2 separate regions of the Homo sapiens genome follow, and region 1 is linked to region 2. The links are chromatin loops, found by intact Hi-C in ENCODE. Cell type or tissue: OCI-LY7. All regions are shown on one strand. Links, peaks and the distances in the headings refer to the core of each region. The heading gives the core; the rest is flanking DNA. Region 1 overlaps TBC1D22A (TBC1 domain family member 22A). Region 2 has its middle 27 kb from the start of GRAMD4.

Region 1 (8,325 bases), core at 40-8,039, 180 kb before region 2:
CCCGAGGGTCAACAGCAGAAACATGTGGTACCTGAGACCCAAACCAGAGGGTCTCCGAGGGCTGTCCCGCCCCGACACCCACACCACTCTGACTGGCAGCAACACATACGCTGTCCTGCAAGGCTCCCAGCTATGTGGTGCTGCTTCTGGACCACAAACTCCCTGCTACAGGGGCTGCATTTTGTCTCATGTCACACTCCTCACAGCCCTCGGAGCACTGAGAACCCAGTAGGGGCTGAGGCAATTACTGGGTCAAACGGACATCTCTGGAAATAGGTCTTGGAAACAGCATTTTTACAATGATTTTTTCCCGCACATAACAAAAGCAATGTGTGTTTATTATAGAAAACAGAAAATATGAAGGAAATGGAAGTATTTTGAAATTGTCCTGGCCAGGCGCTGTGGCTCACGTCTGTAATTCCAGCTCTTTGGGAGGCCGAGGCGGGCAGATCACCTGAGGTCAGGAGTTCGAGACCAGCCTGGCCAACATGGTGAAACCCCGTCTCTACTAAAAATACAAACATTAGCCAGGTGTGGTGGTGGGCACCTTTAAAAAAAAGAAAGAAAGAAATTGTCCAACACAGAGAAGTCAAGCCACGCACCACATAACGACATTTTAGTCAACAACAGACCACATATAGGACCATGGTCCTGTAAGACTATAATGCAGTTGAAAAATTCCTGTCACCTAGTGATGTCACAGCCAAAGTTACATCACATCACAAAGCATACTCCTGTGTTTGCGGTGATGCTGATGTAAGCAAATCTACTGCACTGCCAGTCCTATAACAGTATAGCACATACATTATGTACTGTACGTAATACTTGATCATAATGAACAACTATGCTACTGCTTTATGGATGTATTCATTGTACTAATTGTATTATACTTGTTTTTTTATTTGAGACAGAGTTTTGCTCTTGTCATTCAGGCTGGAGTGCAATGGTGTGATCTCGACTCACTGCAGCCTCTGCCTCCAGGGTACAAGCGATTCTCCTGCCTCAGACTCCTGGGTATCTGGGATTACAGGTGCCCACCACCACGCCCGGCTAATTTTTGTACTTTTAGTAGAGACGGGGTTTCACCATGTTGGCCAGGCTGCTTTCGAACTCCTGACCTCAGGTGATCTACCTGCCTTGGCCTCCCAGAGTGCTGGGATTACAGGATTACACTGTGCCTGGCCTATTGTACTATACTTTTTATCATTATTTTAGAGTTATGTTCCTTCTGCTTGTTTAAAAAACAAAATACAATAAAAGCTGTAAAACAGCCTCAGGCAAGTCCCTAGTCCTTCAGGAGGCATTCCAGAAGAAGGCAATGTTATCATGGAAGATGATGATTCCATGCATGTTATTGCCCCCGAAGACCTTCCACTGGGGCAAGATGTGGAGGTGGAAGCCAGTGGCACTGACGGTCCCGACCCTGTGTCGGCCTAGGCTAATGTGTGTGTCTGTGTCTTAGTTTTTAACAAAAAGCTGAAAAAGTAAAAAATAAAAAATTTTAAAAAGAGAAAAAAGCTTACCGAGTCAGGATATAAAGAAAAATATCTTGGTGCAGCTGTACAACGTATTTGTGTTCTAAGCTATGTGTCAATAGAAAGGAGTCAAAAAGTTTTTTAAAAATCAAAACGTTTATGAAGTTTAAAAGTCACAGCAAGCTAAGGTTAATTTACTACTGAAGAAAGAAGGTGTGTTTATGAATCTAGTAGAGCCTAAATGTAGAGTGCTAATGACATCTACACGATGCACAGTGAGGACCCAGACCTTCCCATTCACTCACCCTTCATTCACCGACCCACCAAGGGCACCGTCCAGTCCCGTGAGCGCCAATCGCACCAGCTGCCCTACACGAGTATGCCATTTTATCTTTCATTCTGTATTTGTACTATACCTGCTCCATATTTAGAGATGTTTAGATACAAAAATACCAACCATTGTGTGACAACTGCCTGCAGTATTCAGAACAGTACCATGCTGTACAGGCACATAGCCTCAGAGCAACAGACGGTGCCGTACAGCCTAGGTGTGCAGCAGGCGACACTGCGCTAACTCTACCTGGGTTTGTATAAATGTGCTCTGTGATGTTCACACAGGGACCAAATCACCTAAGGACACATGTCTCAGAAGGCGTCCCCGTCGCTAAGTGATGCATGACTTTCGGAGCGGCTCCGCCACCCTGGCAGCCAGCCATCACCGAGGCCCATTTCCCCTCTCTCCTTCTTGCTGCTTCTCACTCAATCCTGGCCCTGCCCAGCTTCCCCTCAGGACTCATCACACTGAGCTCTTTCTTCTTGCTCCCTCCTCTGCCTCCTGCCAGCCTCTCTGCATGCCCCAGACTCTTCTGTGTGTTCCCAACTCTGCTCCCCAAAGCCGAGTCCTCAGTCCTCCTTCCTTCTCTTATGAAAAATCATGCTCTCTCCTGACCTCCTCCACCCGAGTAAACGGTTCTCAAACACGTGCCTCCAAGCAAAACCACTGCCAACTCTCAGCCACGAATCCACCACCTCACGTCAACGGGTTCCCCCAAAAAATCAGCTGTGCCCCACCGGCCACTCCTCACACCCACTCTTCGGTCCCCACCCTTGGACAACATCACTCTCTACCAGTCACACAAAAATAGACAATGTGCTCATCCCTGCCTCGTACCTCTCCCTCGAGCCCTCTTCTGGCGGCCCCTGGCTCTCACTGGCCCATGTCCTGGCATCGAAAACCCTCTGTCCCACTAACTTAAATCGGGGCTCCATTTTCTCTCATTCTGACCATGTATCTCCTGTGACCACCTCCAGAACTGCCATCCACCAACAGGAGGGTCAGCCTCGTCTCCTCCCTGAAGCACACCACCCACCCACGTCTCCACATCCTCTAGGTCACCTTGGAAACCTCCCACACATCTCTCTTCTCCTGTCCATCAGCCCTGGCCCTGACCCATCCCCTGCTCCTGAGAAGAACATGACAGTTGCACCGGCTGCCCCAGGGTTTGGCCTCAGCTCTGTCGTCCTGTGCCCATCAGAGGATGGGTCACTCCCCAGCTGAACATCCTTCAAGGTCTTCCTACAGGCCTTGGGGAAGAACTCGTATGCCTTCAGGTCCTATGAGGCCTGTGCAGTGTCCTCCTGCCCCTCTCGGCTCACACATCCCCTCTCGGGAGGGCTCTTTTTTCCCACCTTTTGCAAAGTGTGGCACAGGGTCCGTTTTGAATATCTACTGAACTAACTGAATTGCAAGCACTTCCTGACAGTCCCCTTCCTCTCTCTCTCCTCCCCACGGCCATGGTTCTCACCCGACATCCTGGCTGGCCTCGTCCTACCCATGCAATCTCAGGCCAGTTCCTTGACCTGAGCCTCTGTCTCTGGCACACAGCAAGAGGTCAATAAACAGTAGCAGGAGGTCTGATCAGGTCACTCCTGCTCAGAAACCTTCCCTACTCCAAACACAAAAGAGCCTCAAGCCAAAACTCCTGCAGCCACCATCCTGAACACTGACCCTCACCTCCCATCCCACCACGCAGCCGCAGCTGTGCCCACTCCTTCCATCCATACCACCCCACCACACAGCCACAACTATGCCCACTGCTTCCACGCACACCATCCCACCATACAGCCACAGCTGTGCCCACTACTTCCACGCACACCTCTGTTCTCAGGTAGCCAGCGACCCGCCAGGCTCCCAAACACACCCTGTACTCCTCCTCACTCAGGCTGTGTTCAAGCCACCCTGTGCCAAGAAGGCCTTGTCCCAGCCCCTGACTACAGAACACGCCCCACACCCCAGGTAACCTTCAAAGTCCACTTTAATGTCATCTCATGTCCTCAGTGAAAACTCCCCTTTCCTTGCCTATACTGCCACAGGGCTTCCTGGCCCCTCCGTGGCCCGCTTGGCACCAGCATCCTTGCGGCAGAAGCTCCTGGCTGGTCTGTCTCCCTCAGCAAACGAAGTCCCTCGGTAGCAGGAGTAACACCAGGCTCACCTTTGCACACGCCCCAGGGCCTCATGTGCAAACAGAGCGCATCCCATAACTGCTTGTTCCATTTAATTCTCTTCCTCACTGTGCACGTGTGTGAATGATTAAGCATTTTAAAGGTACACCGTATCTTTGAAGGAATTAACTTCCAAGAACACAGCACATTCTCTCACGACAAAACCCAGCTAGGTGACACCCTCTTAAAAGCTAGTGAGCTGCTGTAAAGGTGGCCTTTTCTCTCAGCTATTTAAAAGCATGACGGCTGAGGCAGGCACATCTGGCTGATGCACAAGCTGTTACAGTGGCTCTAGTGACTGGTTTTGGAACACAAAACTAACTCACTATAGAGATTAATTCTAAGAGAAAACAAAATGCGGCCCACAGCCAACAACCCTCTACCAGCCCTTCCAGGAGGCAGCTGTGGCCGCACAGGAATCACCTACTGCACCATCAATAAACCTGAGAACTTGGCAGCAGCCAGACCCAGTCTCAAAACAGAAGAGGTGGCGCTCTGTGCTCTTCCTCCACCCCGAGAAAGCAACTCCCAAGGCCCCAGACGTGAGCAGGAAAATAGTCATAGATTCTATAAAACTGTGGTTGTCTCTGAACCTTTCTTCCTCCCAGATCCCTTCCGTATTCGGAAAGAAGCAAGGCCAGATCTCCTCTTGACTCCCGACCCCAACAGCATAATGTAGGGAGTCCCAGGCAACTCGCTAGCCTCCCGCCCCAAACACATTCACGTGAAAACAAGGGCAGCGGGTGCACCAAGCCCTCGCGGAGGAGCTGCCACCCCTAAGAGAGCCACAGTGACACCAAGGGACCCACCCCCTTTCCAAGACCGGGTCCTCTGCCCTGTCCTCTCCACACATCCCGAGCCACTGATGGCTTTCAGCCAAGGATCAGGAGCTCATCCAGACGACTGCAATAAACATCACTCGCCTCATCTAGGTGAAAGCCTTAGAGCCAGCAAGCCTATTTTATTTTTTAGTTTAGTAAAAATGTTTGATAAAAGAAGGCCCATTTCAAACCAGCACAGCAAGGAGTAGAGGCCCAGGTGCAGAAAGCTGCACGGCACACTTAAAAATTCTATCAGCATCGGCCGGGCTCCGGTGCACACAGCGCACATGAGAAGGAAGAGGATGGCGGAGGGCGAGGCAGCGCTCAAATGAACCCAAGCATGAGCAAGAACACCCAGGAGGGACCCGTGGGAACAGAGCGGATGCAGTCGGGGGCCCAGAAATATCAGGGGCCCCGAAGCCGGAAAGGGCTCTGCCTTGGATGGGCCTGAAGGTGAACCCGTTCCCCTAGGAGCTCGGGGCCTTGAGCAGAGGCCCACCTTCCCCACTGCAGGCCGTTTACGGAAGGCAGACTCAGGGAGGAGAGGGCGCCCAGCAATGCCTGGCCCTGCCCCGGGGGGCTGCCATCAGTAACAACACAGACGTTCTCAGCCTCTACTTCCTACTTAATAAGGAAACCCACAGGTATTCTAAGCAACTGGACTCAAAGGGCCTACGTGCCCCTTCATGAACCGCAGCACTCGGGGTGGAATTTCCATGTTTATCACCAGAAAAGAGGAAACATTTCAGAAAGGGGGAACAAAAAGTCTGGGGATACTCAAAATGAAAGTTCCCCACAGCACGGGGCCCAGAAATGGGAAGAGCCCAGGCAGCCCTGTTCCCTCTGGGCCTCCTGATACCTCTGCCTCTTGTCTGCAAAGAGAACACCAGGGGGGACCTAGAACAAGCTGCTCACCTCACTCCAGAAGAATCTCTGCTGCCGAGCACAGCAAGCCTGGTTTTCCCCCAGCCTGGAGGAGCCAGGCCTCAGGCTGAGCTCAGCAGGGCTCCAAGGGCAGGCAGGCCCAGCAGGCAGCAGCCTGAGTTCAAACAGGAGGATGGGTGCGGGGGCGGGAGGAACACCTCCACCCAAGCCAGCCCACAGCAGGATCAGATTCCTGGTGAGTGAGTCAGCTTTCTCTGTAATAATTTCAACACCTGTTAAGTCCCCTAGGGAATGGAGGAGATAAGGATGAGGCTGTGATGGGTAAGGGCACAGACTTCTAAGGTTCAAACCCCAGCTTTGCCACTTATGAGCTGTGTGGCTTTGAGCACGTAGCTCAGCTTCTGAGTTTCCTCATTTGTAAAATAGGGACCACACGGTACCACCCCCAGCTGCTATGAGGACTACACGTGTGGTTGCATGTACAGTGTCTAGCCCGCCGGGTGCAGTGGCTCACACCTGTAATCCCAGCACTTTGGGAGGCCAAGGTGGGCGGATCACCTGAGGTCAGGAGTTCGGGACCAGCCTGGCCAACACGGTGAAACCCCATCTCTACTAAAACACACACACAAAAAAATGAGCTGGGTGTGGCGGCATGAGCCTGTAGCCCCAGCTACTGGGGAGGCTGAGGCAGGAGAACTGCTTGAACCCGGGAGGCAGAGGTTACAGTGAGCTGAGATGGCACCATTGTATTCCAGCCTGGGTAACAGGGCAAGACTCCATCTCCAAAAAAAATAAAAATAAGTGCCTAGCCCAAGGGAAGCACTCCACAGACAATCCCTAGCGTGAGGTGTGACACCAAGGCCCCAGCCACCTCAGTTCTGAGCGCTGCAGGGAACACCTGCTCTGAGCCTGCTCCGCACACAGACACGCTCCCCGACTCCTCAGGAAAAAGAACTACGCAGGTGGGTCATCTTGTGCTCCCAGGGCCAAGCACGGTGACATTCCCCACCCTGTGACAGGACACGGGCTCCTGTTCCTGGGCTCCCCACTGCACCTAGAAGCACTGCACGATGCAGATCTCCACGGCCTGTGTTCAGGGGGTGAAGGGCTGAGCTGAGGAGGGGCAGAGATGCTGAGCCTGCCAGAGAAGGAAAGGAGGGGCAGGTGTCACTCTCAGGCCACAGAGCCAGGACAGGCCCCTGCAAGTGAGCACTGCCCTTGTCCTAGCCACAGGCAGGCCGTGCTACACTGTGGCCGTTCAGGGAAAGAAAAACAGAGATGACTTCTTTTCAACACAAATGCCCATCCATCAACAAGTGGATAAAGGAAGTGTGGTGTGGCCACATGCAGTGGCTCATGCCTGCAATCCCTGCACTTTGGGAGGCCAAGGCAGGAGGATCAGGAGGTCAGGAGATGGAGATCATCCTGGCCAACATGGTAAAAATACAAAAATTAGCTGGGCATGGTGGTGAGCACCTGTAATCCCAGCTACTCAGGAGGCTGAAGCAGGAGAATAGCTTGAACCCAGGAGACAGAGGTTGCAGTGAGCCAAGATCACACCACTGCACTCCAGCCTGGTGATAGAGTGAGACTCCCATCTCAAAAAAAAAAAAAAAAAAAAGTGCGGTGCATGTGTGTTTGTGTATATATGTATATATGTATATGTGTGTATACATATATATGTATATGTGTGTATACATATATATGTATATGTGTGTATACATATATATGTATATGTGTGTATACATATATATGTATATGTGTGTATACATATATATGTATATGTGTGTATACTATATATGTATATGTGTGTATACATATATATGTATATGTGTGTATACATATATATGTATATGTGTGTATACATATATATGTATATGTGTGTATACATATATATGTATATGTGTGTATACATATATATGTATATGTGTGTATACATATATATGTATATGTGTGTATACATATATATGTATATGTGTGTATACATATATATGTATATGTGTGTATACATATATATGTATATGTGTGTATACATATATATGTATATGTGTGTATACATATATATGTATATGTGTGTATACATATATATGTATATGTGTGTATACATATATATGTATATGTGTGTATACATATATATGTATATGTGTGTATACATATATATGTATATGTGTGTATACATATATATGTATATGTGTGTATACATATATATGTATATGTATATATACGATGGAATACTACTTAGCCATAAAAAGGAATGAATTACTGGCATTCGCAGAGACCTCGATGAGATTGGAGACAACAATTCTGGGTAAAGTAACTCAGGAATGGAAAACCAAACATCACCTGTTCTCACTCATAAGTGGGAGCTAACGGCTAGGCATGGTGGTTCACGCCTGTAATCTCAGCACTCTGGGAGGCCGAGGCGGGTGGATCACTTGAGGTCAGGAGTTCAAGACCAGCCTGGCCAACATGGTGAAACCCCATCTCTACTAAAAATACAAAAATTAGGCGGGCATGGTGGCATGTGCCTATAATCCCAGCCACTCGGGAGGCTGAGACAGGAGAATCACCTGAACCCGGGAGGCAGAGGTTGCAATGAGCTGAGATCGCGCCACTCCACTCCAGCCTGGGCAACAGAGCAA
Region 2 (8,325 bases), core at 154-8,153:
TAAAGGCAAGTTCTACAAGCAGATAATGGTAAAAACAAAACAAAACAAAACCAACGTGTCACCTAAACTTGCCCCCAGAAGGGTAACTTGCAAATCAAACTGTACTTGTTTTTGTCCTAATTAAAACCATGCCAGAGGCCGGGCGTGGTAGCTCATGCCTGTAATCCCAGCACTTTGGGAGGCCGAAGCGGGCAGATCACGAGGTCAGGAGATCGAGACCATCCTGGCTAACACGGTGAAACCCCGTCTCTACTAAAAATACAAAAAATTAGCCGGGCGTGGTGGCGGGTGCCTGTGGTCCCAGCTACTCGGGAGGCTGAGGCGGGAGAATGGTGTGAACCCAGGAGGCGGAGCTTGCAGTGAGCCGGGATCGCGCCACTGCACTCCAGCCTGGGCGACAGAGCGAGACTCCGTCTCAAAAAATAAATAAATAAATAGATAGATAGATAAATGAAACCAGGCCAGAAAATCACCTGAAACTTGAGCAAGAGAGAGAGAAGGAGAGGTAACTACCACCCAAAGAAGTTCCTCTGGATCTAAAGAAGATTCCAACTCACCACATCATCTCATCCCCATACGCCTTTGGGGGCTTCATAGCATTTTCTCCTTGGGGGAACCTAACCTCCTAAACATCCAACTTAAACAAACCCTCTTTAAAACAGCCTTGCTTAGCAGTATGCCTCCTGCCAGGAGGGACACAGGGCACTGAGCAGGAGCTGGTCTGTGTGCCACCTCCAGGGCCTACACCTGGCACCTGCAAGTCTCCAGCAGCCAAGGAAACCTCTCGCTCCTGCTGAGCCACTTTGCAGCTCTCCAAAGGACCCAAAGGTCTGGCCGCCGATTCCCAGGGGAGGGCAGGACTTATCGAAAGCAGGCGTGGAGACCTGGTTTAACCAGTCCAGCAGGTTGACAGATGGATGGACGCTGAGAAGGGTGGCTCCCGATCCCACCTGGAGGCAGCAGCTAAGCCAGCCCTGCAGCCATCCAAGCTCTGCAAAGGAGTGGAGGTCTCAGTGACAGGTGGAAAAAAGGCCCCAAGAGGACAAAAGAATGCTATTTTTAAAGCCTAATCTGGGCCAGGCATGGTGGCTCACACCTGTAATTGCAGCACTTTGGGAAACTGAGGCCAATGGATTACCTGAGGTCAGGAGTTCAAGACCAGCCTGGCTAACATGGTGAAATCCTGTCTCTACTAAAAATACAAAAATTAACTGGGTGTGGTGGCATGTGCCTGTAGTCCCAGCTACTCAGAAGGCTGAGGCAGGAGAATCACTTGAACTATGGGGATGGAGGTTGCAGTGAACTGAGATTGTGAGATCGTGCCACTGCACTCCAGCCTGGGCAACAGAGCACATGAGACTCCGTCTCAGAAAAAAATAAAAAAGGCTAATCTCTAAATTCCAAAAGGAAACAGGATTCTATCAACTGGTTCAACTGAGAAGAGAAAGGCCATTCGAGCCCCTTGCCAAGCACTCAACAGCCCAGGAGGCACCAGCACCCACCCACAGAGGGATGGTGACAAAGACTTCGGGACTGTGGCCAGATGGCCCTGGAGTCCCTGCAGGACCCTGCAGAAAGGGCCGCCAGGGACATCTGTCATCCTGGCCACACTTACGTCTGTGGAAACTGATGGCTATCAGCCTCATAAATGTGATTTCACCAGTTAAGACTCCAGCCCCGATGGCACGAGCCAGCAGCCAGAGTCCCTATCCACGGGAAGCAGGGGGCTGGGCACAGCTAGTCCTTGTCCTCATGGTCAATCCAGGCAGCAGAGAAACTGCGCCAGGCAGCCCTCTGACCTCCCGTCATGGTGCTGATCCAGAACTATGCACAATGATTCCAACAACGTGTCCTCAGAGTGAATTACGAGAAAGTGAACCCATCCTAATGCACTGAAGCAACGCTTCCAGCACGGAGAGCATCCAGGGTCTGGGTGCTTGTCCCACCAGGATAGCAGATTCTTTCTGACCCTCTGCAAGCCCCTCGGCCAGCTCCCACTCCTCCTGTGCACCCACTCCTCAGCCTCCCTGGGTAAGCTGGGAAGGTGGCCAGGGTACAGAAACAGCACTGGGTGTTAAGGCCGGGGATCTGGACAAGTCGTGTTTCACCCTGGCACCTGTCAGATGGGGTGCTCACCTGCCCATGCAGTCACCTGCCTGTGTGGCCTGGGCTTGTGGTTCTCTGGGTGTCCCCATCTTGGCCCCCTGACCGGCCGCAGGGGTCCCTGCGATGACTTGGAGGGGCAGCTGGAAAGGCTGTTCTGGTGGCTGGGTGGGAGGGGTGACGCTCAGAGGGTTCAGGGCAGGAAGAGGGGCCTCCCATGGGTGTGCCCAAAGCCAACCTCACCTAGGGCTGAGCTGCCTTGAGGGGCGCCTGTTTTTCTCTCAAAATGTGGAATCCTCTACCCCTGCACCTCTGTGCCCATACTGACCACCAGGCCCAGAACATCAGGGCGCCACCTCCCCTTTCCAGACACAGGGCCAGGCCCATGGGCTGCAGGATGAGAGTCCCTTGGGTGGGGGACCTTTGTGGCATAAAAGGGAGATTCACAACCCAGGAAAATAAAGTCGGAAGAGACACTATGTCCAGAGGCAGCCAAGTGAAACACCAGTCCCAGTGGCCAATCTCCCCCATGTCCCCGTCTGGATTGTTCCAGAACCCTGAGGCGTGCAGACCCGCTGCGTCGCATGGTCTCTACCTGTAGTTAGTACCCACGCCCACCCTGGGATTGAAAACGTGCCCCTCTTGGGTGCCTGCCACTGACTTCACTTCCCCCACCCTGTGTGTCTCCAGGGGAAAGGCACACTCTCCCCCCGGGCCGCATGTGGGGCTGGGATGCGGACCCAACTTTCCTGCTGCTTTGCCTCGACGCCAGGCCACGCAGTCCACAGGAGGCGGGAACGACAGGTACCTCGGTGACTGGGCACCGCACTCAGAGCAGCAGAAACAAACCTGGTGCAGTCAGAAAGCCCAAGTCCCGATGCACTGGTTACCAGCAGCGGACACAGGCACAGCAAACCACAGACAGCAAAACTTAGTGCTGGCCGGGCTGGAGCCACTCCAGAGCGCTTCAGAACATGTGGGGCGCCCCTCCTCACCCCCAACCCCAGCTCCCCGTGCTGCCCCTCCCCCAGGGTTTGCAGGGCACCAACCCTCTCCTCCCTCCTAGGAGATGCCACCTCACCTGGGACCAGGACAGCCCCAGCCTCCATCTCCAGTCCGGCCCTCCTAGCCCCCCAGGGCAGGACAGATGCCAGGGCCAACTGTCCTGAGACCAAGCTCCACTTTACCCCTGGACATCTCTGTACCCAAAGCCTCCTAAAACACCTAACCCCCCCCACCCAACCAGAGGTCCCTCACCACCCACACAAGCAATGCCCCTTCCTCTACCAAGGGCCCCCCAGAGGGCCAGGAGCCTCCCCCTACCCCAGCCCTCCTCTGGCCAGTGCTCCCGCCACCCCACAAGTGCCAAGGATCCCTGAACACACCTGGCCCCTCACACCCATGTGCTTGCATTCCTGCCCTGGCCTAGAATGCTCTTTATCATCACCCACCATACCCACCCCACCCGCCCACTTCCACCTGTCCTTCCACAAAAACAGGGGCAGGGAGGAGGGGCCCACCAGGCAGGTATGGCCTGTGGGTAGAGCTACAGCAGGTGACAGTGTGGACCCAGGCAGAGAAAGGTGTGCATAGGGTGGTGGGGAAGGGAGAGCACAGGACACACAGAGCTGGGGCAGGAGCCGGGCGTGGGGCAGCTGGGGAGGGGCTGGCGGGATGCTGGGGTGGGGCTGGCAGGATGCTGGGGAGGGGCTGGCAGGATGCTGGGTATCAAGGCTGGCTTCTGCTTGACGGTGAGCCCAGAGGTTCCCATTACATTATTAAAAATAACGAAAATATGGCTGGGTGAGGTGGCTCACGCCTATAATCCTAGCACTTTGGGAGGCCGAGGCGGGCAGATCACCTGAGGTCAGGAGTTCAAGACTATCCTGCCAACATGATGAAACCCCATCTCTACTAAAAAAATACAAAAATTAGCCCAGGGTGGTGGTGCACGCCTGTAATCCCAGCTACTTGGGAGGCTGAAGCAGGAGAATTACTTGAACCCAGGAGGCAGAGGTTGCAGTGAGCTGAGATCGCGCCACTGCACTCCAGCCTGGGTGACTGAGCAAGACTCCATCTCAAAAAAATAAATAAAAATAATGAAAATAGACAAAAGAGGACTATGCACAGACGCCCAACAGCAGCACAGACCCCAGGCCAATGACGCATCCCATTCTATGCCCCGGAAGCCCAAATGATGAAAAAGGGAAGAGGTCTCAGCCCACAAGCCTCCTCCCTTAGAAGGCTGCCCCAGCACTGAACAGCCTGCTACGGGAAGTCACTTAATGCAACACTAGCCCACCTCTGCCCGCCCGCCATGGGACTCTCGGTAGGCCCTGCGGCAGGGGTTGGGGGGCGGTCCCACCTGCCCTCCCTGTGCGGCAGGCCCAGCGGAGAAGAGGCAGTCAGAGAACACCTGCCAAATGGCCAAGAACAACAACGTCCCTTTCACCGTCCAGCTGCAGAAATGGGGATGTCTCTCGCCAAGACCGCCTGCAACAAGGGCCGCCCGCAAGGAAGCTTCTGCTTGATGTGAGGTTCCGGGGAAAAGGAACCAGGCAGGGGAGAATCCCGTGATGGTTCATCAGGCCTCAAAGTCAGAACTTACGACTTTTTAAACGTTTCAGTACAATTTACCTTTCTGCTACTGGTACTGGTAAAGAGGAAAGGTCTGCAAATCAAATAACAGTAAACAAGATATCGATGTTACTTAAGCAAACACGTTACTCTCAAGTATTTGAGAACGGTGTGGATAAAACCAATTCCTTTTATGTTTTTGTTCAAATGCTTTCTTTTCTGAAAGCCCGCATGGAGAGTTCTAATTTAGGTTATGTTGGTGAACAAAAATAATCACAATGTGGGGTTTATATCTTCTAATTATACAGAATTTAGGACAAAATATTCATGTAAGTGATTCTGGAATACTTCATAAATAGGTCATATAGGCTCTTTTTATTGCCAAAATTCTTGAAACTCAGTGCAGCAGAGTCATTGTCTCCATGTGGAACTGAAAGCAAGGCAGGCAGCCAGCAGCCCCTCCACGATGCCGGCCACATCCTGGAGGTGCCGGGCGCGGTGTCAGCCAACAAATCAGCCGACACTGGGGTTTTTAAAGCCCCTTGCAGAGCTGGTCACCATACATGTGGGCCGCAGAATTCCAAGACTCTCGGGAGAGAAATTTTGCTTCTGCAGGCGTAGAGGATGTGGTTCCTCCCTGGTGCAGTCGGAACAGTGAAAACATTCAGGAAAGTAACTGAATCGAGCCCCTCCCGGCTGTGAATGACTGAGTTCACCACACAGCCACAGTGGGGCTTCTTCACCTTGCTCGCCATGACTCAGTGCTAACAGCCCACTTCATCCTTTTTTTTTTTTTTGGAAACAGGGCCTCCTCCCTATGTTTCCCAGGCTGGCTTCAAACTCCTGGGCTCTATGGATCCTCCCGCCTTAGCCTCCCAAGGAGCTGGGACCACAGACACGCACCCCTGCACCCAGCTCTGCTGTTTTTAATCGTACAATTAAGCAGTCAGTTATTTAAAAATACACACTTGCCCAACTTAAAAGAACCACACTTATTTATCAATTATGCCAGCTGGGCTGGTGGCAGTAGCAGTGGGCCTCATTCCCTAGGGCACTCTGGGGGCGCAACCCTATGGGGACTGTCCCCCAACTATGGCACCACCTAACCTGAGCCCCGGTGGCCCTGCTGAGCTGGGCGTCAGGATGAGGTCTCGACTCCCGTGACATCAACCAACTTTCCTGGAATGTGCCGTGATGCCCTTGACAAGTGTGGGGACTTGGGGGCGAGAGGGAGGGCCTTGCTGTGTCAAGCCTGCAGGCACAGGAGGGGACACACCAGTCCTGGGCTGGGCCCCAATGTCCACTGATATCACAGATGCTTTCTGACTGTCCCTGGGCATGGCTAACTGAGGGGTGCGGGGGCTGAGGGGTGCGGGGGTTGGCCTTTCTGGGTTTTTTTTTTTTTTTTTTTTGAGACAGAGTCTCGCTCTGTCACCCAGGCTGGAGTGCAGTGGCTTGATCTTGGCTCACTGCAACCTCCGTCTCCCGAGTTCAAACGATTCTCGTGCCTCAACCTCCAGAGTAGCTGGGATTACAGGCACCCACCACCACACCCGGCTAATTTTTATTTTTAGTAGAGACAGGGTTTTGCCATGTTGGCCAGACTGGTCTCCAACTACTGACCTCTGGTATTCCACCTGCCTCAGCCTCCCAAAGTGCTGGGATTACAGGCGTGAGGCACCGTGCACGGCCCGGGGGTGGCCTTTATGAGGGATGCAACCTAGGACTTCAGCAATGTCCGTTAGCCTCTGCCTCATGGAGCTTCAGTAACGTCGTCCAAATGAATTTGGTAAATCTGTCCAAAACAACAAACCCCAACTCCCACCTCAGCCTCCCAAGGAGCTGGGACTACGACATGCACCACCACACCCAGCTAATTTTTTATTTTTAGTAGAGATGGAGTCTCACTATGTTGCCCAGGCCGTTCTCAAACTCCTGAGCTCACGCAATCCTCCCCCTCTCAGCCTCTCAAAGTGCTGGGACTACAGGCATGAGCCACTGCACCCAGCCCTGTTAATTTCTGTTTAAGTCCCTGAAGAGAGAATTTAAGATAACGAGAGATTTCACTATCACACACTGGACCCCGCGGCTGAGAGGGCAGCAGTTTCCCACCTTAGGCCATTCCAGGGCTCTTGCCTTCTCTGGCTGTTTTTTGGGTTTGTTTGTTTTTTTTTCTTTTTCTTTTTAGACAGAGTCTTGCTCTATCACCCAGGCTGGAGTCCGGTGGCACGATCTTGGCTTACTGCAATCTCCGCCTCCCAGGTTCGTGCAATTTTCATCCCACAGCCTCCTGAGTAGCTGGGATTACAGGCACCCACCACCATGCTGGCTAATTTTTGTATTTTTAGTAGAGACAGAGTTTCACCATCTTGGCCAGGCTGGTCTCAGACTCCCGACCACAGACAATCCACCTGCCTCGGCCTCCCAAAGTGTTGGGATTACAGGCATGAGCCAGTGTGCCCGGCCTCTGGCTGTTTTTATAAACTAGTAGTGTCCATCGTCCTTAGCTGTCCTCAGACAACACTGTGGACTCTCCCCCAATCTCTCTGAGCTCCTCCTCCCCTCACCCAAGCACGCCCTGGCGGGACCTCTGCTGCTCTCTCCCTCCCCTGTTGACACTCACCTGGGCCCAGCCCGGGTTTCTCCCCTCCCATTCCCCTCTACCAGGCCACCAAACCAGGCCAGTCACGAGCAACAGGCAGACACCAGCTGACTGGGTGTTAACGGCAGCAGCCCAGGCCTGGTCACACACACAGTGGCCCAGGTCACCTCCTCCTTGGGACGCGCTCCTGGCCAATCCCAGCCCTCGGGGTTAGTGGAGCGCTCACCCATCCCCGGCACCTTCTCAGCTCTCTGCCAAGGACTGGCTGGAGGAAGGACACTGGGAGAGGTCCCCAGTACTCCCGAACCCCACCCACTAGCCACCTTCCCCCAGCTTCCCAATCAAAGCCTCCCACCAAGAGGAATCAGGCCGAGGGCCATCCATGTGGCCCCAGAGCTGTCACAGTCAGACTCCCAGCTCCGCCCCTCTGGACGCAGGAGGCACGCAGGGCACAGGGCTGTCCAGGCGGCCCAGTAGCTGGTGTAGATGTGGGGGCAGGGCTCTGGCCCCCCAGGCCAAGGCTCTCCTGACTGCCACGGCTCTGCCCACCCGGGCCAACAGTAGGCAGGAATCAACCAGACTCAGGGCTCCCAACCAGGCCAGGACCCATCCTGCAAGACTGCCGTGGGAGTTACAGGAGGCGACACGGCCTCCCCACCAATACATGCCGCAGGAACCAGGCAGCAGGGAGGGCCACGAGGGGAGCTGGCTGAAGGGGTAGGGAGAAAGCTGCAGAAAGGGTGTTGACAGGAGGCCTCTCTGAGGGGCTGAGGGAGGGGAGGCAGTCAGGCTGCTGGGGAGCAGGGCAGGGGCTGAGGTCCTGGCAGTGCAGCAGGCCTCAGGGTGCACACAAAGCAGGTGGGTCACCTAGAAACCTGAGGAGTGGGCTGGGCCAGAAGAGTTAAGGATCCACCCCATGAGGCTGAGGAGTGATCTTCCAAAATACTTAAATAAAGCAAACAGAGCGGGACTGGGGGGTAGCCACAGGGCATGGGCCCTGCAGGCAGAGCTGGGAACTCTCAGACACCCGCTTACTCACCTGC

What was found. A loop is a pair of places that touch in the nucleus more often than their neighbours do. Peaks named below come from ENCODE experiments on the same cell type or tissue, not always from the same donor. Only the 100,000 strongest peaks of a DNase experiment are listed, where the experiment ranks them.
Region 1: a loop joins it to region 2, with 2.4 times the contacts of the local background. A loop is called at or near these places in 3 of 110 quality-filtered maps.

What each region holds. Positions count from the first base shown.
Region 1 is chr22:46,771,624-46,779,948 of GRCh38, reverse strand. The region is part of intron 1 of TBC1D22A (TBC1 domain family member 22A); the gene reads right to left. Among named protein-coding and RNA genes, the nearest start is that of TBC1D22A, 13 kb to the right of the region's middle. RefSeq lists enhancers at 2,179-2,258, 5,543-5,612, 5,653-5,732, 5,795-6,310, 6,311-6,825 and a silencer at 6,003-6,182. In OCI-LY7, for the core only: CTCF peaks have their summits at 4,423 and 5,281; DNase peaks (open chromatin) are centred at 2,158, 4,358, 5,158, 6,078 and 2 weaker places; H3K4me3 peaks cover 4,971 bases; H3K27ac peaks cover 4,993 bases.
Region 2 is chr22:46,589,600-46,597,924 of GRCh38, reverse strand. It overlaps a transcript of GRAMD4 not described here. Among named protein-coding and RNA genes, the nearest start is that of GRAMD4, 27 kb to the left of the region's middle. RefSeq lists a silencer at 4,363-4,422. In OCI-LY7, for the core only: no CTCF peak of the experiment used is centred there; DNase peaks (open chromatin) are centred at 4,394, 5,134 and 7,316; H3K4me3 peaks cover 3,787 bases; H3K27ac peaks cover 4,234 bases.